Regions from separate parts of the Homo sapiens genome. Here region 2 is linked to region 1. A link is a contact called in ENCODE Hi-C data. All regions are on one chromosome and are shown on one strand. Each heading gives the region's core, a stretch centred on a gene start or an enhancer-like site at or near the end of the contact. The rest is flanking DNA. Distances are from core to core; before and after follow the strand shown. Region 1 holds the start of PALS1 (protein associated with LIN7 1, MAGUK p55 family member). Region 2 holds the start of WDR89 (WD repeat domain 89).

The links. Hi-C counts contacts between places; a loop is a spot of excess contacts on that map. Pooled maps may share reads with other maps.
Region 2: a loop to region 1 is called in a map of tibial artery, with 11 times the contacts of the local background. The contact joins the promoter of WDR89 here to the promoter of PALS1 in region 1. A Hi-C loop is called at or near these places in 2 of 168 maps with a recorded cell type or tissue (ascending aorta and tibial artery) and 10 of 50 pooled maps.

The regions. Positions count from the first base shown.
Region 1 is chr14:67,240,065-67,243,064 of GRCh38, forward strand. It overlaps PALS1 (protein associated with LIN7 1, MAGUK p55 family member), which reads left to right and starts at 1,371. Exons shown (of 15, transcript NM_022474.4): 1 at 1,371-1,469. It overlaps LOC124903330 (a long non-coding RNA gene), which reads right to left and starts at 1,345. Exons shown (of 2, transcript XR_007064217.1): 1 at 1-1,345. It also overlaps a transcript of GPHN not described here. RefSeq lists an enhancer at 723-1,002 and a silencer at 983-1,952.
Region 2 is chr14:63,640,486-63,643,185 of GRCh38, forward strand. WDR89 (WD repeat domain 89) reads right to left here and starts at 1,386. Exons shown (of 3, transcript NM_080666.4): 1 at 1,319-1,386. It overlaps LOC105370532 (a long non-coding RNA gene), which reads left to right and starts at 1,576. Exons shown (of 3, transcript XR_001750790.3): 1 at 1,576-1,712. RefSeq lists enhancers at 974-1,633, 1,188-1,287, 1,698-1,967.

The DNA.
Region 1 (3,000 bases), core at 121-2,620:
CCTACTGAGAAATTTTTGATGGCAGGAGCATTAAGGTCTTTAGTGGCATGCAGCAGAGTTCTGTCCTCCGCTCTGTCTTATTAAACACTTGGACAGAATGCTGATCAGATTTGAGAAGGATAACAAATCTGGGAAGGGTAGGCATCCCCAAAGATCTTCACCACCAGGAACAACGGTTTGCTTCGTTCAGGCCATCACAGTGTCCTTAGTGAGGGACACCACAACCCATAGGCTGTCCAGAGGAGCGTAATGGGGAAGAATGTGAAAGAGCTTGAAAATCAGGACCTGAGGACATTGCGAGATGGAAAAACACCGTGGGACAAAATGAGGAAAACCGAGAGAAATGGAAATGGCATATACGAAGGCTTTGAGGGAGGACTGTGCCCCTGGGGGAAACTGTGCCCCCGGGCTGGAGTCACAGGCATAGTTTGGCCTCATAGAAGGAGAGGTCGATTAACAAACCTTGCAAGTGTTCAAATGTGGAATGGGCTTGCTCGGAAGGTACTGTCAAGACAGAGACCATCCGAGGGCTTTTATTGCAAGTGTCGAGACACATTGCTGGTGTTTCTCCTTAGAACGTCCTCCAATCTGCTCTGACTTCCGCCCGCACCCGCCTGAGTCCTGCCCCATTCCAAGGGTGGCACATCCAGGTCCCGAGGGCGCCAGCCATGCCCGGAGCACGGGCTGATCTGCGTAACTCTGTCCCTTCGGGAGACTTCTGGGAAATAGTTCTAGTCCTTGCTATCCTTGCTTTCTGGTTTTCAGAAATCAGTGCAGCTGCTGGCTTTATGCAGTCTTCTGCGGGACACTGCACACATCCAGGTGTTTATGTCATTTTTTAAAAAAAACAAATGTTAGATTGGGTGACTAACTTGACAGGACATGAGGAATCTCTTCAAGAGGAATCAGATTTTCTTCAGGATACGTCATCCAGAGACAAGAGCCAAGGGATGTAGAAACCCAGGGAAGCCTCGCGTCCCCACAAAGCCCGCCGGCCAAATCCCGAAGGGGCTCTACCGGGCCAGCTAGCCCGGAGCAGTCCGCGTTTTAGACTTAGAGGCGCGCGACTGCGCGCACCCGGCTGGAGCTGCGGAGAGGACCAATGAGCGGGCGCTCTCTCCGCTCCGGCTCGGGATTGGGCAAGCCGCGCCAGCCTCTCACGGGCGGGGTGGGACTCGGATCCGCGCGCCCACTGCGCCAGAGTCCCGGGGGCGCGTGCGCGGTCTCGCGGCGGCCGCAGGGGCCGGTCTCGCGCGGTCTAGAAGTGGAGTTGCTGGCGGCTGCGGCGGTGACGGCGGCGACGGAGGAGGCAGGCGGTGGGGCGGGGGCGGGGACTAAGGATTCTGAGGTGGGGAGTCGGGAGTTTCTGGATTCTTTATCCGGAATTTCAAGGGCCGCCGGAGGGCTGTCGCTTCTGCAGTGCGTAGGAGCGGCCGGGGCGGGAGGCTCCGCGGAGCCGAGGCGTGGAGGTAAGAGGCGGATCGGCGGCGGCTGGGCTGTAGAGATCTTAATCAACAGGTCCCTGGGAGCGCGGCGGGGGAGGGGCGGGCGGCCGGGCTCCCCTTCCCCCACACGCTGCGCAAACTCCGGCCAGCGGGAGACCCCTGGCAGCCAGGCGGGCTTCCTCAGGCGCGCGAGCTGCGGCCGTGGAGGGTGTGAGCCCAACCTTTGTCCCTCGGAGCAACGCTGCCTGCGCGGTGCCCGCTCCTTCTGCTTGGCTGGGCATGCACCTTGGCGCGGGCCACAGCCAGCCGAGCCCGAGGTGCAGGGGGCGCGGCGGGGAGTCGTCTGCCCCCTGCGCCCTCTCTCCGAGGTCGCGACGCGCGGGACTCTCCCGGCCGGGTCTGGGAAATCGGCGAGGGAACGCTTTCCTTTAGAAGTCAGAATGTAGTCAGCGTTCCTCTGCCTGACTCAGCTGCTGGTATTCTGCTGCTCATTGCGTTCTTAAACACGCAAACAGTTCCTGCTTCCTTGTGACCACTTTAAAAGAAAAGCCTAGTTTTGTTCATGGTTTCTGATACTTTAAGGTTGCACGTTGAACTTTGAAGCATGTAAATTGTTATAACCTACGTTTAATGAAGTTTGCTTTAAACGATCTTTGTAGTAAATTATGTAACTTTCTAATGATCATAACTCACCTTCTGTTGATTGACATACAGTAATGTGTACGGAATGTAGGTTTCGGTCAAAAGGTTTTTCTTGGCAGTTTATGCTAAAATTAAAATCTGATGGCTAGGAAGTTTTTAGATGTAGTATGGAGTGTGTGTTTTGTCTCCATACTCGTTTAGAATAGTAAGAATTTAGATTTGGAAAGTCAGTTGAACAAAAATTTTGAAATTTTGATTTGACTGACGCAGTGAAAGGTGTTAATATTTCTGATTTTTTAAAAAAGCAATATCATGTTTTAATGATAGTTTACTAATTATGCTTTTGGATTATACCAGAAGTTAATAACCTGTTAAATTATGCAATAGGAACAAATGACGTGTTGGTTATTGGTGTCTTTGAAGTATTGGTGGTAATGAAACTTATTAAATAAGCTTCCTTGAATTAAGAACTACGATTTTTTTTTTTTACTAGATCCCTGTGGACATAGCTATTGTGGATAGGTTTTATAGGCTTTCTATTTGCGGCAGGATGAGCTATTAAATTATAATGTAAGAGATTTATAGATAAAACAGGCAAAAATAGGAAAAGCAATTCATTATTTTATCTTTAAAAATCTGGTAAATTTTACCATGTACCTGAATTAGTTTTGGCAAGACGGACTTGAACTTGACAAATTAAGGTGGATTGATTAACATTAATTTGTTTTAGAATGTTAAAACGGGAGAGAATATATAAGTTCTACTTGAGGGTGACCCAAGTCAGTACAGTGGGTTTAGCTTTTACATGATCTTGAATTATGATTTTGATTAAAAATCTCATCACAGGGGCACGTGTTTTCAGGATCTCCTGAGGGCTGTGTCATGGAAAAAATAAAATTTATCACCCATTCCA
Region 2 (2,700 bases), core at 136-2,635, 3.6 Mb before region 1:
ACTTTTTTTTTTCTCTTTTTTGAGACGTTGTCTCACTCTGTCGCCCAGGCTGGAGTACAGTAGCACGATCTTGGCTCACTGCAACCTCTGCCTCCCGGGTTCAAGCGATTCTCCTGCCTCAGCCTCCCGAGTAGCTGGGACTACAGGCGCCCGCCACATTTTTGCATTCGTAGTAGAGACGGGGGTTTCACCATGTTGACCAGGCTGGTCTCGAACTCCTGACCTCGTGATCCGCCCGCCTCGGCCTCCCAAAGTGCTGGGATTACTGGCGTGAGCCACCGCGCCCAGGCTTTTATTGACTTTAAATAATTTCAAATTAATAAAGAAAACGGCCGGGCACGGTGGCTCACGCCTGTAATCCCAGCACTTTGGGAGGCAGAGGCGAGTGGATCACCTGAAGTCAGGAGTTCGAGACCGGCCTGACCAGTATGGTGAAATCCCGTCTCTACTAAAAATACAAAAATTAGCCGGGCGTGGTGCCAGGCGCCTATAATCCCGGCTACTCGGGAGGCTGAGGCTGGAGAATCGCTTGAACCCGGGGGGCGGAGGTTGCAGTAAGCCGAGATCGCCCCACTGCACTCCAGCCTGCGCGACAGCCTGAGACTCCATCTCAAAAAAAAAAAAAAAAAAGAAAAAGAAAAAGAAAAACAAAAAAGAAAACAGGAGCAACATTTTACAAATTATACCATCTTTTAATTTTACATCCATGGAAGCTGAATGCCACAATTTGTCAGAGACAAGCTAAAGAAAACACAAGAATGAGTAATGTCTAACACTGCTTCGCGTGAAAATGAGAACACTCACAGTACCTACCTCTTTAGATAGCCATGTGGTTTAAATGATATAATAGACCAGTTGCTGGTATCATACCACATCCCATACTACGGGTCGTCTCTTCCCAAGTGAAAATCTGCTTTCTGGCCTACAAAAGGATTATACTAAACCCTTTTAGTGGTGGGGAGAGTATCCGTGGAGAGGAAAGAGCAGGAGGAAACAGGTCTTTCCCTGAAAATGAGCAAGGGCGTTTGGCTTTTATTGAAAAACGCCCCAGAGGAAGTACTGGGAACTGCACCGGCAACAGCAGCCTGACCCGCAGAAGTTTCTTTGGCCAGGGCCAGCACAGGTTTGACCTGGTGGCTCCGACGGCGGAGCGAGACTGCCAACACGTGCACACTCCGTCCAGACCTCCCACTTCCCTCCGCGCTCCCGCGATAGCTGTCCAGCAACTCTAGCTTTCTAGACTCAACCACGGCGTCGCCGCTCGTCGAGAGGGCTGCCCATCCCGGGGACCCGCCCAGCCTGGCCCAGCAAAATGTACCTTAGTAGCCTCAACCTGTACCGGAGAAAACGCAGGCTGCGCGGCGGCTTAGAGCGGTCAAGTGGAACCCCGCCTCGACCTCTCTGATTGGGTAATGCGCACAAGAAAATCAAGAGGATTGGTCGGCTGCAGAGAGGCGGCCCGTAACGCGACGCGAAAGAAGTGGGGCATAGCGGCCCGGGGAATTCTTGCTAGCTTCCGATTGGACGAAAGCAGAACGCCTGCCCCTTCGTAGACCCAGCGTACGTACAACGCTCACACCACCACGCCGTACGCTGCGTTAGCGGAAGTTTAATGGCCCCATTGGTGGGATGCGTGGCCAATAAAGGGCAAGAATAAGGCGGATTCCGCCTTCCTCGTGGCTGACTGGATGCATCCGCTGGTACTGATTTACGTGAGTTTCAGCATTTAGACGTTCCGAGTTTCCACCGAGCCAGAGTTGGGTAGAGAGTTATTAAGATGACTAGGAGACTAATGCGGGGAGAAATAATTTAGTAGTTAGACTCAGGCCCTGAAACTACCACTCGTGTTCAGAAAGTCTACGTAATACCTTATTGTTTTCACGCGAAGAAACCAGCCCTTCAGGCCGGGCTGAATGTGGTTTAGGGATTCTCTGGCTGTCATTGGGTGAAAAAGCGATCAGTTTGAAGGTAGCTCCGCCTGGGCTCTAGGGAACTCTGGGATTTGTAGTCCGGAACTTTCGAGTCCTGTAGCTTTAAATGTGGTTGTTGCTACTGAGTTCTTTCATGTTGTTAATAACACCCATTGACATTTATTGTGGTTTGTTGGACTTTTTATCCTTTCGTTTATCAGCAGCATTAAAGACAACATTTAAGAAATGTGTAAACACTGCATGTATGTTCGTAAACAATAAATGTTAGTGTTTCCAACAATTTACTGCTGTGCCTAGCTGTATACTATATGTTCATGCTTACTGTACTAAGTAGATACTAAAATTATTTGTTTCTAAAACTTTTGCTGTTACAACAAAACAGTCTGATTTTCATATTAGTGTCCATTTACGATTATTTGAACCCTACATTTAGCAATTATGTGTACTGTGATGGCATAGGTAGCAGCTGCTTACATGAATCAAGTGTTGTTATGACATGAAGCAGAACTGGCTGCTATCTTCACAGGAAAATAGGGCTATGCTTAAAATGTCAAGCAAGACCACCATCAGGAGGAATACACATTGTATATTATTAAAGACTGTATTATAGTGTCTATTTTCAGCCTTTATTAAAACAGTTTTAGGACAGGCTTTTCCTGAGTCTATAGAATCCTGAACTCTTCTGTGAGCTAATTTAGCGGTATTTCATTTTTGTGTCTAGCAAAAGTAAAACCATTAATAAATACCAAAAACTTGCTGAGTAGACTTT